Regions from separate parts of the Homo sapiens genome. Here all the other regions are linked to region 2. The links are chromatin contacts, found by Hi-C or POLR2A ChIA-PET in ENCODE. All regions are on one chromosome and are shown on one strand. The core of a region is the stretch at or near the end of the contact, and the rest is flanking DNA. Distances in the headings are between cores, read along the strand shown. Region 1 has its middle 25 kb from the start of SMAD7. Region 2 holds the start of C18orf32 (chromosome 18 open reading frame 32). Region 3 overlaps DYM (dymeclin). Region 4 overlaps MYO5B (myosin VB). Region 5 overlaps DYM (dymeclin). Region 6 overlaps ACAA2 (acetyl-CoA acyltransferase 2).

Evidence for each region. A loop is a pair of places that touch in the nucleus more often than their neighbours do. ChIA-PET counts read pairs that join two places held with the same protein, here RNA polymerase II (POLR2A). Pooled maps may share reads with other maps.
Region 1: a loop to region 2 is called in a pooled map, with 4 times the contacts of the local background. The contact joins the enhancer-like site here to the promoter of C18orf32 in region 2. A Hi-C loop is called at or near these places in 8 of 50 pooled maps. POLR2A ChIA-PET finds 5 or more read pairs at or near these places in 2 of 52 experiments (WTC11 and activated T-cell).
Region 3: a loop to region 2 is called in a map of natural killer cell, with 2.3 times the contacts of the local background. The contact joins the enhancer-like site here to the promoter of C18orf32 in region 2. A Hi-C loop is called at or near these places in 1 of 168 maps with a recorded cell type or tissue (natural killer cell) and 1 of 50 pooled maps. POLR2A ChIA-PET finds 5 or more read pairs at or near these places in 1 of 52 experiments (activated naive CD4-positive, alpha-beta T cell).
Region 4: a loop to region 2 is called in a map with no recorded cell type, with 4 times the contacts of the local background. The contact joins the enhancer-like site here to the promoter of C18orf32 in region 2. A Hi-C loop is called at or near these places in 3 of 37 single-sample maps with no recorded cell type and 3 of 50 pooled maps.
Region 5: a loop to region 2 is called in a map with no recorded cell type, with 4 times the contacts of the local background. The contact joins the enhancer-like site here to the promoter of C18orf32 in region 2. A Hi-C loop is called at or near these places in 6 of 37 single-sample maps with no recorded cell type and 3 of 50 pooled maps. POLR2A ChIA-PET finds 5 or more read pairs at or near these places in 3 of 52 experiments (H1, HEK293 and activated B cell).
Region 6: a loop to region 2 is called in a pooled map, with 2.3 times the contacts of the local background. The contact joins the enhancer-like site here to the promoter of C18orf32 in region 2. A Hi-C loop is called at or near these places in 4 of 50 pooled maps. POLR2A ChIA-PET finds 5 or more read pairs at or near these places in 2 of 52 experiments (RWPE1 and naive thymus-derived CD4-positive, alpha-beta T cell).

Annotation. Positions count from the first base shown.
Region 1 is chr18:48,974,195-48,977,079 of GRCh38, reverse strand. No RefSeq gene overlaps it. Among named protein-coding and RNA genes, the nearest start is that of SMAD7, 25 kb to the right of the region's middle. RefSeq lists silencers at 676-795, 826-1,125, 1,226-1,345. Within about 2 kb of position 1,444, at least 24 of the 41 ENCODE cell types and tissues checked have a DNase peak (open chromatin) inside an H3K27ac peak, as active enhancers do.
Region 2 is chr18:49,485,928-49,488,627 of GRCh38, reverse strand. C18orf32 (chromosome 18 open reading frame 32) reads left to right here and starts at 1,394. Exons shown (of 3, transcript NM_001035005.4): 1 at 1,394-1,585. The region is part of intron 5 of RPL17-C18orf32 (RPL17-C18orf32 readthrough); the gene reads left to right. RPL17 (ribosomal protein L17) reads left to right here. Exons shown (of 7, transcript NM_001035006.5): 7 at 62-147. The coding sequence ends at 109. It overlaps MIR1539 (microRNA 1539), which reads right to left and starts at 1,255; the gene lies at 1,206-1,255. RefSeq lists an enhancer at 1,336-1,495 and a silencer at 1,536-1,665.
Region 3 is chr18:49,054,492-49,057,191 of GRCh38, reverse strand. All of the region lies in intron 17 of DYM (dymeclin), which reads left to right. Among named protein-coding and RNA genes, the nearest start is that of MIR4744, 6.1 kb to the right of the region's middle. Within about 2 kb of position 1,336, at least 12 of the 41 ENCODE cell types and tissues checked have a DNase peak (open chromatin) inside an H3K27ac peak, as active enhancers do.
Region 4 is chr18:49,965,922-49,968,848 of GRCh38, reverse strand. The region is part of intron 10 of MYO5B (myosin VB); the gene reads left to right. Among named protein-coding and RNA genes, the nearest start is that of SNHG22, 150 kb to the right of the region's middle. Within about 2 kb of position 1,460, at least 2 of the 41 ENCODE cell types and tissues checked have a DNase peak (open chromatin) inside an H3K27ac peak, as active enhancers do.
Region 5 is chr18:49,161,099-49,163,798 of GRCh38, reverse strand. It overlaps DYM (dymeclin), which reads left to right. Exons shown (of 18, transcript NM_001353214.3): 15 at 12-114. Among named protein-coding and RNA genes, the nearest start is that of MIR4744, 110 kb to the right of the region's middle. RefSeq lists a silencer at 1,892-1,951. Within about 2 kb of position 1,443, at least 2 of the 41 ENCODE cell types and tissues checked have a DNase peak (open chromatin) inside an H3K27ac peak, as active enhancers do.
Region 6 is chr18:49,787,443-49,790,155 of GRCh38, reverse strand. The region is part of intron 7 of ACAA2 (acetyl-CoA acyltransferase 2); the gene reads left to right. Among named protein-coding and RNA genes, the nearest start is that of ACAA2, 25 kb to the left of the region's middle. Within about 2 kb of position 1,440, at least 4 of the 41 ENCODE cell types and tissues checked have a DNase peak (open chromatin) inside an H3K27ac peak, as active enhancers do.

The DNA of each region.
Region 1 (2,885 bases), core at 195-2,694, 510 kb after region 2:
TCTTTTCTTTTCTTTTCTTTTTTTTTTTTGAGACGGAGTCTCGCTTTGTCGCCCAGGCTGGAGTGCAATGGCGCCATCTCGGCTCACTACAACCTCCTTCTCCCGGGTTCTACTGATTCTCGTGCCTCAGCCTCTCAAGTAGCTGGGATTACAGGCATGCGCCACATGCACGGCCAATTTCTTTCCCCCCCCCCCTTTTTTTTTTGTATTTTTAATAGAGACAGGGTTTCACCATGTTTGCCAGGCTGGTCTTGAACTCCTAACCTCAGGTGATCCCCCAGCCTGGGCCTCCCAAAGTGCTGCGATTACAGGCGTGAGCCACCTAACCGGCCCATTTCATTGTTTTTCAAGCAGTCCCACCAGCGTGGAGAGGAAGGGGTAAAATTTAAATACGATGAAGAGGAAAGGACGGCTTAAGATAAAGAGCTTGGGCTGACGAGGGAATAGTCCCAGGGTTCAATTATCCAGCAGAGCGCGGCCTCCCCACGCCCGCCCACCGGGGATAATTAAAAGCCGGACGCCTCGGTCCCTTCCCCAGGGAGGCGGCGGCGCTCCGCGTGTGAAACGGCGCTCAGAAATGAACGGCGACACAGTGGCTTCATTGTTCGGCGGCGGGGGAAACTGAGGCCGGAGGGCGGCCGCCGGGTGACTGGAGGCTGGGTCACCACGTGAGTCAGAGGCGCAGACGGGCAAGATTGCTGTCATTAAGGTTTACAGGTCTGCAGCCGCCGCCGCGGCTGTGCGGCCCGAGCCGCGCCCGGCCCGGGTCTCGCTCGGCCACCCCGCCTCGGCGCCTCGAGCGCAACTGCGGGTGGCTCGGCCACCGCGGGGGGCTGGAGAGGTGACCCCGACGGTCTCCGCCCGCCCTGCGCTCCTCTGCCGCCGCCGCCGCCGCCCCGCTCCCGCGGGCCCGCCCTCTGACAGCGCCCGCTGAGGGCCAAGCCTGGCGGCTGGAACCTGAGCCCCGGGGTGGCTGCCACCCCCGCCCGGCCTCTACCTGCGCCACCCGCGCGGCGCCCCGGGAGGCGGCGCGAGCTCTGGGAGCGCGGCGCCGGGAAGACGGCATACGGCCCGGCCCTCGCCGCCGCCCGGCGCCTCCGCTGCGCGCGCGCCCGCCGCCCCGCCCCCCACTCCTGGGCGCGCGCACCTCGCTTCTCCCGAGGCCGCGGGGTCCCGGTTGCGCGCCCGGCCCGCCCGCCCCTTCCCCCTGCCTCCCCGGCCTCGCGTCGCCACCCGGCTGAGTCACGGGCCGCGCACACTGCACGTCTGACTGCACGGGCCCCTCGGGCCTGCACCTCCGCGGCCCGGAAGGGACGGAAGCCCCGCGTCCCCACCCCCACCCCGGGAGGGTCCCTGCGGCAGTTACGGGGGAGCAGCGATAGCTGCCCTGGAGGTCGCATTCCCACCCGGCCCCCGAGTTCTCCGGGAGAACTCCCCCGCAGCCTCGGCGGCATCGCCTCCTCCAATCTCCCCAGGAATCGTGTTTCCCCCAACCCTGCCTCCGTGCGCGCCGGGGTGGCGGCGGGATCCCGGTGCCGCCACCCCTCGGCCCCTCCGCCGCCGTGCGGGACCGCGATGGGGGAGGGGACAGGCCCGGTTTCGGTGAGGGGGCTGGGGTCGGCCACGCCCTCTTCCCTGGCCCCAGGGTGGGGGCCGCGAGGATGGCGGGGTCACCGGGCTGAACTCGCGCCTGTCTGACCTGCGGGGGTGTAGGCGGTGTGGACTGTGGACTGGAAGACGTCCTTAAATTTTTAAAAATAGTCTTGCCGTATGGAGAAGAACACTGGAACCTTTAAGTCCGCATCCCCTCGCCCGATTCGGCTCGTCTTAGTCCAGAGTGTAACTCCAAACATACTTATTAAGAAACTGTTGCTTTATTTTGACTCGTTTACATAAAATTTCCACTTTGGGGGGGATGGCGGTGGGCTTGTGGATTCCCTAAAATAACTTTTAATGGAGCGAAGCCTTCCATTATGGGAAGCGCCTAGACGCGGAGAGGCGTCTGGGGGCCTGGGTTGCCGTCACAGCCCTGCCACCAGCTGGCTGAGCGACCGGGGCACGTCGCTGCCCCCTCTGCCCGTGTTAGGAGAGTGGCCGCGGCGGGGCGACTGCACGAGCTGCCCCTAGGATTGAAAGACAGAGGCTGTCTCTCCTTAACTTGCTTTGATCCTGCAGAGAAGCAAAATGGAGTGAGATTAAAAATAAAGAAGATGCAAGCAGTTTGCTTTTCTGAATGGTGTGCCTTCCGCCCCGCTCCAGTTGTATTTATCATGCAGACAAGGTCAAGGTAACCTTCACGGTCTGGCCAGTTCCATTAAGTACAGAGTGCCCTTTCACTAGGAGGAGACCTCCATTGAGAACTTTACTTCCCACATCACTCGGGAACCTTCAGGGCTTTGAAGGCTCCTACTCCAAAGGGTCAGGAGGGGAGAGGCCCGGAGGGAATGCGAAGAGAGACTTTTCACAAAGGGAGAGAAGAATGAAGGTGAACAGGTGATGTCGACTTGATGTGTGACATTTAGGGATTCATAAACGGTTTATGGTCCTGTCCCAGGAGGCCCTGCCCTCCCCACCCCCATGGCTCCGAGGGGCTGAGTAATGTGGACACCCCGAGGTAGCGAGGTAGCGCAGCTAGGAGACTTTACTGCCTGGTCCTGCGCTCTGCTAACCTGCCTGCTTCCTTCCTCCCTCCCCTCTGCTCTGCCAGGGTGGGTAGGGGGGTGAGTGGAACAGAGCCCACAGGGATGCTGTTTCACAAAGCTAGTGTCAGGGTCCCCTCCCACCGCCCCCCAGCAGCACACACGTGCATTAGCATGTCTGTGATGGGTGAGAGGCAGCTGCAGGGAATCGCAAGGTTAATTTAAAATGATGGAGTGGTGGGAAGA
Region 2 (2,700 bases), core at 145-2,644:
AAGTCCTCCAAGATGTACTGTGGTTTTCTCTAAGAAACTTAACACATTTTTCTTTCCCCAGATATCCCAGAAGAAACTGAAGAAACAAAAACTTATGGCACGGGAGTAAATTCAGCATTAAAATAAATGTAATTAAAAGGAAAAGAATGTTGGTTGTCTTTATTAGTGAACATATTTCAAGTGTCCTTACAAGATGGATCAAATGAGGATTTTTTAGGATTAGAACTAGAAACACAAGATTGTTTACCCTGCACCATTAAAAACCATTTTCATGGCTGGGCACAGTGGCTCATTTCTGTAGTCCCAGCACTTTGGGAGGTGGAGGCTGACTGCTTAAGCCCAGCCAGGGCAACATGTCAGAACCCTGTCTGTTAAAAAAAAGTAAGTGTGGTGTCACTTGCATGTAGTCCCAGCTAATTGGGGGGCTGAGGTGGGAGGCTGCAGTGAGCACTACTGCACCCCAGCGTGGGCAAGACAGAACAAGACCCTGTCTCAAAAAAAGTTTCATTATCCCAAAAGGAATTTGCAGTGGTTTTCTTTGCAGAACAATCCAGTATGTGAATATACCAGTTGATCATCCCCAGTTGGAAATGGCTCCATTGAGCATTGCCTTTGAGTATGATAACAGCACTCAGGCTCAGGTTTTGAAGCTTTTTAGGTTGATGCTCAACCTGTATCATTTCGTCAATTGATAAAGGGGTTTTGTTTTTGCTATTAGGAACGATGGTACTGTGAACGTTTGTGTGCAGATTTTTGTGTTTTCATTTATTGAGTATATACTAGAGTGGAATTGCTAGATCATAAGGTTACCTGAGTAAACATCTGAGGAACTTCCAAATATTTCCAAAAAGGCTGCACGCTACATTTCCACCAACGGTTTATGAGGGTCCCAGTTTTCACACAACTTCGCCAACACGTACTGACATCCTAGCGAGCGTCAGTACTTTTCGTTTATAAAGTGATGTAACTGCTTCTTTTAAGCAACTGACGTTTGTAAAGTTGGCCTTAATGTTAGTTTGCTCTGCCCTTGAATTTAAGAAACCAGCAAAACTAATAGCTTATCCACAGTTGCCTCAACGGCCTAGCTGCCACCTTCCGTGTGGGTGCCGCGCCGTTTGCACAGGCATCATCCTTTACCGAGATCCTGCGTTCTGGGTCTGGGTGTAGTCAGGTCAGGCTTTCTTCCCGCAGCGAAGCTTTTAGTTGGGCATCTGGGACGCGCAGGACTTTCGCGCTACCTGCAGGCCGCAGAGCCGGAAGCCTCGCCGCGCCCCTTGGGCAACACTGCTGCGTGCTGTGCGACCCCGGGTTGACGCAAGCGCGCCTTTGTCGTCCCCGTTGAAGGCGCCCATTGGCTCGGCTGCGGATCGTCCCTCCCTCCGGAAGTGCGGACATTGTCAGCTGCGTTTCCGCGGTCGCGGGTGAGTGTGCCCGGGCTAGCGGCCTGGGTTGGGCTTTGTAGCTGCTCCGCAGGCCCAGCCCGGGCCGCGCTCGCAGAGTCCTAGGCGGTGCGCGGCCTCCTGCCTCCTCCCTCCTCGGCGGTCGCGGCCCGCCGGCCTCCGCGGTGCCTGCCTTCGCTCTCAGGGTACCTTCCTTCCGCGAGCGCGCTCCTCCGCCCTCCGCCCCGCCCTCCCCTCCCCTCTGTCTGTATTCTTTGTCCACCACCGGCGCCCTCGGAGCTTGCATTTGCCTCTCCGATACTTTATATTGATTTTGTTCTTTTCCGTGGCCAAGTATCGGTTTCACATCCTTTCTATGACCTTCACCGTTAGGCCTCTGTTCTCGTCTCTTTTCAATCATTGTCATTGACTCAACCTGTCCCCGCTCCCTCTGTCTCCACTAAGATGACATGCTCAACTGGATGACTTGGAGGAAGGTGACTTTCCCTGTTATGCCTTCCCTATTTCGGATGGAGCCTCAGACTTTAACTGTCTACTCTGTTGTCTGGACTTAAGTTGAGTGAAAGAAGATTCCTCTGCAACAGCTTTAATCCGTTTTGCTCGCTTTGTTGGCTTGGAGCGAATAATTAAAATAATAATATCTCGTAGCCACCTTCTAGACTTTTCTGACCCAGTTTCCATATGTGTGAAGTAAAATATCTTACCGAAGTATTATTATGAAGATTAAAAGATAAGATACAAATAGGCTTCATTCCGAAGAGAGCTAAAAAGTCTCTTAAAAGCCGTAATTGTGGCGTAAGTGATTAGTAGTATTTGTCCTCGAGAGTTTATGTACATCGTACTGTGTGCGAACTTACTTAAAACACAATTGCAGAAGTAAAAATGAATCTTTATGATGGAGGGCCTGTCAGTCACTAAACTAGTACTGGTAGCATTGTCAGTTGTTTTGAAGGGGTTTCGTTGGTTTGGAAAGTTTGGTAAAAGTTTGGTAAAAACATGACCATTGTGTTTTTGGAAGAGGAAAAGGCAAGAGCATTGAGGAAAACCAGAACTGGAAATAATGGTCTTAGAAGCTCTAGTTACCAGTTACCTCTGTGAGAACTTTGGACAGGTTACAACTTTTGGATTTTTTTTTTTTTTTAATCTTGAGACAGGGTCTGCCTCTGTGGCCCAGGCTGGAGTCCAGTGGGCCATCATAGCTCACGGCAGTTTCGGCTTTCCTGGGCGCAAGCGGTTCTCTCCTTCCTCAGCTCCCCAAATACCTGGGACTACAGGCGCGTGCCATCACACCTTGCTAATT
Region 3 (2,700 bases), core at 87-2,586, 430 kb after region 2:
CCCTTCATAAGAAAATTACCAAAAAAAAAGTTCAGATCACATGGATTTATACCAGTGCAGTTAAATTTCTAGCCTGCCCAAGGCCAGATCAAGACCCTATTTTGGATATGGTGAGCCAGGTTTTACATTGCTAACACACTGAGATATGAAACTTACGACCTATGCCTTTTTGTACAGGAAAGGGTAAAAGCAGGAATTGGCCCAGGCCATGGCTCATACCTGTAGTCCCAGCACTTTGGGAGGCTGAGATGGGCAACAGATCTCTTGAGCCCCAGAATTCAAGACCAGCCTGGACAATGTGGCAAAAACATGTCTTTACAAAAAATACAAAAATGACCCAGGTGTGGCCGGGCGCGGTGGCTCACGCCTGTAATCGCAGCACTTTGGGAGGCCAAGGTGGGCGGATCATGAGGTCAGGAGATCGAGACCATCCTGGCTAACATGGTGAAACCCCGTCTCTACTAAAAATACAAAAAAAAAAAAAAAATTACCCAGTTGTGGTGGCATGCGCCTGTAGTCCCTGCTACTAGGGAGTCTAAAGTGGGAGGATCGCTTGAGCCTGGGAGGTTGAGGCTACAGTGAGCCGAGATCACACCAATGCACTCCAGCCTGGCCAACAGAGTGAGACTCTGTCTTTAAAAATAATAATAAAATAAATAAAGCAGGAATCATGAATGAAAAAGAATAGGCTTTTATTAATGGAGATTCAATCTTTGTTTCAGCTTACAAATACGAATATTTTTACACTCATTAGCCCTCTGTGAAGATTCTCCTCTCCTCAGTGGCATGTAGCCTGAGAGCCAAATCCTGTTTGATTTCTGATCACATCACCTGTCCCTTGCTTATTAGCTTTCTCTACTTTGGTTTTGGAAAACAGAGTTTCAAGTATTCTCTTTCTTTTCTACTCTGACAGTGTCAATGAAAATGGCCTGTCTTCAGTGGCTTTTAGGGGCTCTGTGGCAATGCTAGCAGAAAGCAGGGCCTGAGCCCATTTGGTGGCTCTTGAGTCTCTGAGTTGTCTGAAGAGTCCTGCCTCCATTTCAGGAAAGTGGGAGCAGAGGGTGACAGCTGAAGAGACAGGAACGACTTGAGAAACCCCAAAGTTTCCTTCAGCCTGCACCTCCCCCAGCCCCCTCATTACTCACTTCCCCTAGCCAGGCTCACGTGGCTGCTGGGCTGAGTCGCCTCAGCTGCCGTGGCAGTGTCACCACCTCCATCCTCACTGGCCAGCAGCGGGAAGCCGTTGTTCCATTAGAGTCAGCCGCTGGTTGCTTGTTCATCTTTTGGTGTGAGCCCTCCCAGGATATTTCCTGGAACGCTGGAGGGAAACATTTCTTCACCCAGCCTTTCCAGGCTTCAGCTCATCGTAGTCTTTGCCTTCCCATTCTCACGAAGGCGGGGAGACCTTTGTCCAAGAAAGGGAATTCAGGTTACTCACCCACAGCATGCTGCTGTGCTTTCGTTTAGCATTCTGCCCATTTGGCCCTCGGCATTTTGGGAAGCTCTGCAGCTTGGCCTGGGGCTACTAATGGGCAGGATCCCACCCAATCTGTTGAGAACCTCAAAGACAGCATCACTGCTGTGGGTTAGGAAGGACTCTTGGCACCTCGTATTCAGATTCTGTCTCTCATTAGTATCATCATCTTTGAAGACAGACAGCAGAATTCTCCACTTTTGCCCCCATCTCCTACCTTGGAATCAAAATATTCTCCTTCTCCCAGCCTCCTAAGTAGGAATTGATTTGCATCAGGCAGTTTGACTCAGTAATGCAGTCAGCCTTCCTGAGGAGTTGACGCGTAGGCAACTTCACCTGGTGCCCCGCAGCTGATGGCTTTTAGATCACGAGTCTCTGTCCTCCATCTGTCCCCTCGACTCTAGGCTTCCCAGGTGAACAGGCTTCCCTCAAGGCTGCCTCCGTGCCTCCACCCACCTCTCCAAACTTACCTCTAGCCACACCTCACTGCAGATCGGCCCCAGAAGGGTGCTGTCAGCCTCTGTCTGCTCCAGAGGGTCCCTCCACATGCAGTTCCAGCAACCCCCACCCCAGCCCTGTCTCCACAAGTCACAACCCTGCCCACACACCAAGGCAGCAGGAGAGTCTGTACCTTCCCACCAGCCCCCAGAAAAGAGAGAGAAATTGAAAACCGAAGATTAAGTTTCTCTCCTTTCTGTGAATCCCCTTAGCCTGGGTCTGTGACAGAGGTCCTACCAGGGACATTTGCTCAAGATTCAGACTCAAGGGGGCTTCCAGTTCTAGCCAATGATACGATGGTTTGTGGAGAGCTTGTCCCGAGCATGGGGCTCCACTTTATATCCTCCATGTTTTCCCGAAGAGTCTTTTCGCCCTTACTTACAAAAACTGTTAGTGTCACTTGTGGACACTCCACAGTGGTGAAACCATTTCCTGAGCTCAGGATCCGTGTCTGCCAACCTTGTAAGTGCCCCTCTTGGGTGGTAACTTAGTGCCCAGAGACCCCCTGCCCAAGTCCCTCTGTGTCGCCAGCCATGGTGTTCCTAGATATGCCATGTGTTGCAACTGTCTTTTGAGCCACTCTCATGATGGGCTTCTTAATTTTAACTTTGTGTTTCTTAACTTGTAACTTCTAATAAGTGGTCCTTTATAATTTCCTATATTTTAAATTTAGTTCTGGCCCAGCACAGTGGCTCACGCCTGTAATTCCTGCACTTTGGGAGGCCAAG
Region 4 (2,927 bases), core at 211-2,710, 480 kb before region 2:
CTAACGCAGGCCTCTATAGCAACTGTTTCAGTACTGAGTGAGTGGTTAAGTTAAATATTAAAAGCTAAAAAAGTCAGTGCCCTCATACAAAGGCTGGAATGTAACAAGAGCCCACCAAGAGTCTTGCCTAGGCCCTTCCTGGGCCTTAAAGCATGACAAAATAAGGAATGAATTCTTAACAGGACCCGTTTAAGATTAAACAAGTTTTATTGTGGGTCTGAAGAAACTCCCCAGGCCTCTAGAAACAAGTTTATTGGGGGGCCTGAAGGAACTCCCCAAACCTCCGTGATTTAGCAGGAGACAAGATAAGGGTAATCACCCCAGCACCCGGACCCATTTAGATTAAGTAAATTTACTGAGGCTCCAGAGGAAAGTCTTCAAGACTCAGATCTTAGTTATAGATTAGAAGTTAATCACTTATGTCTTTGGATGAATGCACACTTACATGTAGACATACAGCTTAGAAGGTATATAAGCTCTGAAAAACTTTGTAATTTTGAGTTGGGCTGGCGATAATTTCCAGGCCTTCTCCCTGTAACTGGTTGCAGAAAGTAAAAACTCTTTTCCTCCCCAGCTCATCTGCATCTTGTTATTGGGCCACGAGAATAAGCAGCCCGACCCTCAGTTTGGTTTGGGAACACTATGGCCTCATTGTCTTTTAAAAGCCTACAACACATACAATTTCTATTCCTTGGGGAGGCTCTCATGTACTAGTTTCCTGTCATCTGCCCAGTAGCTCTTCTGGGCAGGGACTGTGACTTGCTCATCTTTACAGCCTTCATAGTTTGGGACAGTTGGCTGTTAGGTTGGGAGAGGATCGCCATACAGTGGATGTTTTCCTGTCCTGCATTGGAGTTTCAGGCCTGAAGACGAGCTGGGAATTGGAGCATTTGGCAAACTGAGTGGATTTAGGTCCTCAAGAAGAATAACTGACCTTCGCCTTGGGGTGTGAACAGTGCCTGGGATTGTGTTCTGTCTAAAAAAACTAGTCCTGGGTGGGGGCATCTAGGCACAGAGAAGCACCTGAGCGGAATGCAGGCCCCACCATTCCAAGGTACAGCCAGCATCCCGAGGTTGTTCAGTAAAGAGATCAGAAGGGTTGGCCTCTCTGACAGACCCAGGGTGGCCTTGTGAGATTTTATAGGCTTCAAGATGGAAAGGGACCTTGAAAGGATGTCTGGATCATTTCTCTGACCTCAATGCATGATGGCCCTGCTTTTAAAGGCTTCTCCAGGGAGAATTTCTCCATGTTATATTTTCTGTGTGACTTCTAATAATCATTCCCTGGAAGCTATCGTCTGTATCTAATCTGTAGTCCATCTTTTCAGTCTACCAAAGGCAGAATGCTGGAGAGTGAGCTTTATAAATTGGAAAGACCAGGCTGAGCTAGGAGATTTTAGTTCCTTTGACCTGTGCCAGGGGAACGTAGAGTTTCCCAATCTTCAAAGCATCTCACTGCCTCTCTGTTCTCTCTCCAGGTCATGGAGTGAGAGATTCAAGGAGGTTGATCATTAACTTAGTGACTAATTGACTTTTTATTGCAGTTTCACTTTCCAACGGACACTACCTTATTTGTAGAGGCATCTGTGTCCCTTACTACACTCTGAAGTTAAGGTAGAATGAGAAGGAAATTGTATACTTTTCGACTATGAAAATAGAAATGGAAACAGTGTGATCATTGTGCCATCGAGAGACCAGATGCCACATTTCAGCATCGATTCTTACTCTATGTTTTGACCTTCCTCCGGCCCAAGGATTCTGGTTTAAATATTTTCAACACTGATTTTACAAGAGAAATTCAGTTCTCTTTAGCATATAAATTTCTTTGTGACACTTTAATGTTGTGAACTATAAATTGATTCATTGTGTTTATTTTAAAAAGTCTTCTCTGTTGATGGGAGGAATTACTATAAATATAATTCCATTGTAAAGGAAAAGTTACCCAATCTCCCCAACTGTGGCTTTCTGAGGTCTGTCATTTTAGATGTTTCCCCAAGCTGCCCGAGCCCCTCATTCATTTCTGGGCCTCCGGCATTTAAGTAATTATGCTAGATGGCACAGGAATTGTTACCAGATAATATCTTAGAAATAGGAAAATTACAAGCTAATTTCAGTCCATCTCAAATTAATGAGAATGTTCTTTGTGGAGTGCTACCAGTGTAAACCTTTAGAAAATGACAAGTCTGAGATATTTAAATCCTCTGTGGAGCTTAGCACAGCTCTGCCAGCACACCCAATTGCTATTATCTGGCCAATTGCTGGGGTGGCTCTTTTATCTCCCACCTAGGTTTTATTAATTCAATTTCCTCTGGGGCTTGGCTGCCATCAGCAGCTTCTCTCAGGGTGGAGGATCGGGGAAGGCAGTAAGGTTCTAAGGGACATAGCTCAGTCTTTAAGACTATCATCTGGGCTGGAAGGGCCCCAATTCAAGGCAGTGACTGGCAGACACAGTGCTTCTCCTGCTTGGTCTGGAGTGCACAGGGGTGGCCTCCTTCATCCCAGCATACACTTTACATCTTTGATCTTGTTTTTTCAACCTAGAATTATTTCTCACACGTGGGCATGGCCAAAGGCTGTGCTTTAATGTGGTTTGTCTCCAAGCAGTTGACTCATTTAATCTCTAAATGATTTCCTACTCCTCCTGATGGGGGAGGTGAGCACCAGGGTGGGAGAAGCCTGATGTATTCTGGGCACCGGCCCGGCCCCTTTGGGTATCTGATGCCTCTATCTGTGGTGTTCCCTCTGCACAGGTGCTATCTCTCCACCACCACCATCCTCAGCCCCCATCAGGGCCAGCTGCAACATTTCTCTCTGGGGTGGTACTGAGGGACTATGCTCTATTTGGAAGGGCTTGCATGACACTTTGTATGTATGACACTGAGAAAATTTAGTTGTACTGAAGAATGGAAAGGGTAGAGACATGGAGT
Region 5 (2,700 bases), core at 194-2,693, 320 kb after region 2:
TGTTTTTCCAGTTTATTTTCTTTGCTGTCTAAAAAACACAACAAAGTTCTGGAACAAGCCACACAGTCCTTGAGAGGTTCGCTGAGTTCTAATGATGTTCCTCTACCAGATTATGTAAGTAGTTACCTTATTCATCAATAAAAAATTTTCCTTTCAGCCAGGCACAGTAACTCCTGCCTGTAATCCCAGCACTTTGGGAGGCCGAGGCAGATGGATCACTTGGTCGGGAGTTCAAGACCAGCCTGGCCAACATGGTGAAACCCCATCTCTACTAAAAATGCAAAAATTAGCCGGGTGTGGTGGTGCACACCTGTAGTCCCAGCTATTTGGGAGGCCGAGGCAGGAGAATCACTTGAATCCGGGAGGCAGAGGTTGCAGTGAGCTGAGATCATGCCCCTGCACTGTAGCCTGGGTGACACAGTAAGACTCTGCATCTCAAAAAAATAATAAATAAATAAATTATTTCATTGTAAAATTTATAATAGCATTACCCCTCTCTTCTCAAGATTTTACTGTGCTGAAAATCTTTGCTGCCCAAGAAACCTCTAATATGCAAATAGAAGAATGATGTCTCAAATCAAGGGAACAAGTTGTAAATGATTGTTAACAAGTGGTTGAAGAAAATCAACCTTAAACCAATAATTTGTACATAATTAAGAATCTTTATATCTGAGTTGAGAAACCCACTCAAGCTAATAACACAAAAACAAAAGCAGGGATGATTTTATAGGAAGTATGCAAAGATTCCTTATTGAACTTAAGGGGAGCAAGTACACCTGGATTTCCCAGAGATCTGGAACCTAAAATTGAAAAGCCATTGGGTCCTGTTTTGGGGGTCATTTCGTTTCTGGTCTCTGCTTCCTTTTGCTTCTGCTTTATTCTGCTGCTGCTTTCTACCATCCAGGTTTATCTGTTTGCTTACTTGGACCTAAAATAGCAACCCCAGCCCTTCCTCTTCTTCCCTCCAACCTTGTGAGTGCAGTGCCTTTAGCTGTCTTAAAGTCTTAAAGTCCTCATTCTCAATTCCTGAGAAAGAGAATCTAATTGGCTCTGCTCTCATCAGGGTGTGACTCCAGTCTTACCAGACATGGTCAGAAGAGAGCAGCAGTAACATGTGGCCTTTGTTCCATCCACCTTAATGACGAAGAGTTTATTACCAACTGCTACGGTTGAATGTGCCATCCAAAACTCATGTTGAAACTTAATCCCCAGTGTGGCAGTATTGAGAAGTGGGACCTTGAATAGGTGATTGGATCCCTTATAAATGGATTAATGAATTCATGGATCAATAGATTAGTGAGTTAATGGATTAATAGGTTAGCATAGGAGGGGAACTAGTAGCTTTATAAGAAGAGGAAGAGAGACTTGAGCTAGCATGTTAGCATGCACTGTGTGATACCCTGCATCATCTTGGGATGCCACAGAGAGTCACCACTAGCAAGAAGGTTCTCACCAGCTGCATCTCCTTGACCATGGCCTTCCCAGCCTCCATAACTGTATAAATTCCTTTTTCTTTATAAATTACCTAGTTTCAGGTATTCTGTTCTAACCGACAGAAAATGCACTAAGACATCACCTGACCTTAGAGGATGCTGATGGAATAGAATAGAAACAGCACAGGGGTGAGCATAATATAATAATAGGAAAGAGAATGTGTTATAAATTTTCTTAAAGTAGTGTGACTACCTGTGACATTTCTTATATTTTGGAATATGGCTTTGATGAAGATGCTAAAAATTATCTTGCCATTAACCACAGGAGAAGTTCATCAAGTTCTAATAAGGACAGCTCTAAATCTCCAGACAACAACATAGTGGATTGGTATTTAGAAACTTTATTAGAGAACTCTTTAGTTCTGAGTTTGCAGTGATGATGCATACCAGACAGCTGTAGAGTTGCCTTGCTTCTTTCCTGTGGTTTGTTTCATTTCTAAATGGTTGTCCTGATATGAGACTGTGGGAACAGTACCCAGTCCAGATATCAGTCAATGATAAACAAAGATAGCTGTGTGCAGCCACAGCCTGACTGGTGCTAGTTTTTTCTCGTGTGTGTGTGGGTATGTGATGTCACAATCTGTCATCCCCTTAAGGTATTAAGTTTATAATTCCAAAATGTATCTTTTAAGATTTTCCTGTTAAGTTGAATGTTCTAATTTTTTAATTAGCATAACAGCTCGCTTAATTCTACACTTGCCATACCTGTGATAAGAAAAATATATCTAGTAACTGTTTAGAAACCCTATCGGGGCCAGGGTGGCAATGGGGAGTTGGGTTTACCAAAAACTTGAATTTGGGTCATCTGCAAATGTTTTGTTATTTATAAGCAATTATTATTTGATTTATGTAGTATTCCTGTGCCATTTACTCCACAAAAATGTGTTGAATATGTATAGTTCTGAAGTTCTGATGTTGCCTTAGTAGCATTCTTCTTTAATCAGAGATCTATAAAATTAATATTTGAGGAAATAGGTCATATTTACTGGTATTTGCCAACCATGGAGGTAATTATGCCATGATAGGACAATTTGAATTTGTAACAGTCCTGTGAATTCTGCTACTGAAGTTTACAGATTTTAGAGTCACTGATTGAATATTTTCTTCTTGTATAAAATTTTCACTAAGTAAAAATGAATTTCTTAAAGCATCTGCTTCTAGAAATAGTGGGAAAATTCCATTTGGAATCTGTCATTGACAATCCTTT
Region 6 (2,713 bases), core at 191-2,690, 300 kb before region 2:
TAACTTTTGTCTTAGAAATGGAAGGTGGTGGAAAAATTAAACATCCGTATGTTGTTATGGCATTTATTATTTTGATATCTAGGGTAGTGGTTCCCAACCTCAGATGATTGTCAGAATCCACTCATAACCCCCACACCCTTAGATTTTGTTTCAGTAAGTCCAGAGTGGAGCCCAAGAGCAGAGTTGGTTTTGTTTTTTGTTTTTGACACAGAGTCTCGCTTTGTCACCCAGGCTGGAGTGCAGTGGCGTGATCTCAGCTCACTGCAACCTCATTCTTCCCAGTAGCTGGGATTACAGGTGCCCGCCCCCACGCCTGGCTAATTTTTGTATTTTTAGCAGAGACAGGGTTTTTCCACGTTGGCCAGGCTGATCTCAAACTACTGACCTCAGGTGATCCGCCCACCTCAGCCTCCCAAAGTGCTAGGATTACAGGCGTGAGCCACCATGCCCAGCCCAAGAGCAGAGTTGGTTTTTTTCCTGCATACACCTAGATGCTTTTGATGATCAAACAAATGTATGTGACATGGGTTGGCTATTTTATACTCCTTTTTCAGTTTAACTTTATTTAATAGGTTCTGGTAGATTAGCATAGCCAGTGAACCAAGAAAGCGTTGTTTTCCTTCCTTCTGTTCCTGGGCCTGAATATTTGCCCTAAAGTACAAAGAATGCTCCTGTGGTAGGATTGTCATTTTTCCTCGGGGCTTGAACAGAGCTGTACATTCCAGATGTCCCACAGTATCAGCTGCCCCCTTCATCTAGAAGTTTGGCTGTCACTTGTATATAGTGATGGGATTAAACAAAGTAACTCGTTGAAGCATCCCAGATGAATAAGTGGGGAGAATAAGTTATTAAGTATCTAGTGGGAACTGGTTTGTTAATCTAACTTACAAGAATAGTGGTTCTCAGTTCCATGATTACCTAATGACTAGCAATCCTTAGCCCTGCAGAATAGCTGCAGACCAAAAAAAAACGGGGAAAGCCATGACTTGAAAAGAATAGTACTGGTTCTGAGGAAATACACAGCTATAGAAAGACAGCACTCCCTGGAACTCCTCAGGGGTGGCAATGGTAGAGGTTGGTGGGTGGAACTTTGAGCCTCTTCAGCTGGAGCAGTCTGGCATTATCTATTACTTGGCATCATATGCAAAAAGAATTCTGATGCTTAAAGAGAAAAAGGTGGAAAACCCATTCAGAGTGCTATTGATGAGTAGCTTGTTGCCCAGAGAGATGCACAAAGTCGCACAGCTATTAGTGACAGGAACCAGGACTAGAAATAAGGTCTCCTTTTCCTAACAAGAATACTAAACCTTCCTGAAGTCCCAGTAAATAACAGTGGTCTGGGAAGAGTCCTTTAAAAATCGAGTTATGGCCTAGCATATTGTTACGGTGGATTCTGAGTTAAAGTGAAAGTACGAGTCATGCTTGCTGTGTTGTTTATGCAGACAAGGAAGTGTGTACAGTGGTCTGAACATTGTCCACCTTTTATGTGTCTGTCACCACTGTTGGCTACTTCATCCCCTCACCAGGCTGGATAACTGATGCTTTACTACTGACTACCCATCTCATTTTCATGATTTCATGCTTTAGACATACAAAGAGAATCTGGAATCAGATCCTGTAGTAAATCAGTAGCTGTAGTAAATCAGTAGCCACATGAAACTGGCATTTTAAATTGAAGTGCATTAACTGGATAGTCCTAATCAATAAGCACGTGGTTTGTTGTCCAAAGAGTATTTTAACTACGTGACAAAATAAATATTATATTTAGGTTTCATTATGCCTTTCTTGTAAAGACTGATTTTCCATTTTATAAGGTAAAATGCTTGTGAAACTTGATGCAGAATATTTGACTACTTGAATTCAGCAGAACATACTACATATTTTTCTTTGTAGACATTTTTGGCAGTTTCATTCTTTAAGAACAAGTCGAGAAGTAGATAATCTTCTCTACCCAAATTTTTTACCTTTTGAGAAAAAATATGGATTTAAATTATGAGCAATATTAAACTCTCATTACATCATCAGAAATCTGGGAGCTAAAGTTTATTTCAGAAGTCTTATTAGATGGAGTTGCATTTCTTAAATTAGGAGTTATGTTTTATTTAAATTTCCTGCCTACCCTTGGAGTTGTAAACATCACCTTACTTCATAAAACCTTCCCTGAAGTGCCTCGTAGTTTCCCATCTCTCTGTGCCCATGTGGAGATACTGCTATTTCTTGTCTTTTATCCAAATGGGCCTGAAAATTCAGAGTGTAGCCACAGTAACTTCTGTGCTGTGAATGCATATGGCTTGGATCCCAAGTAGAGCACTCAGTCTGCCTTGCTCTTTGATATCAATTATAATCTATTAACATAACTAAAATCCCATATATGGACTCCTTTGGCTGTTTTCAATCTTAAAGCCGTTTATGGTAGAACTTTTCATGTAATTCTCTTATCTGCAGTTTGAATGTATAAACAACTTTTCACCTTGGTTCCATTTTATTTTTATTATTATTTTTTTTCTTTTTTAGAGATGGGGTCTTGCTGTGTTGCCCAGGAGGCTAAAGTGATCCTCCCACTTCAGCCTCCCAAAGTACTGAGATTACAGGCATGAGCCACCATGCCTGGGCCCTTTTTCTGCCTCTTTATGGTCACTTCATTTAATAGGTACGGTCAAGGTAGTAAGATTTGTGGCTACTAATAACTGCCGCATTATTTCTTCCTTACTTG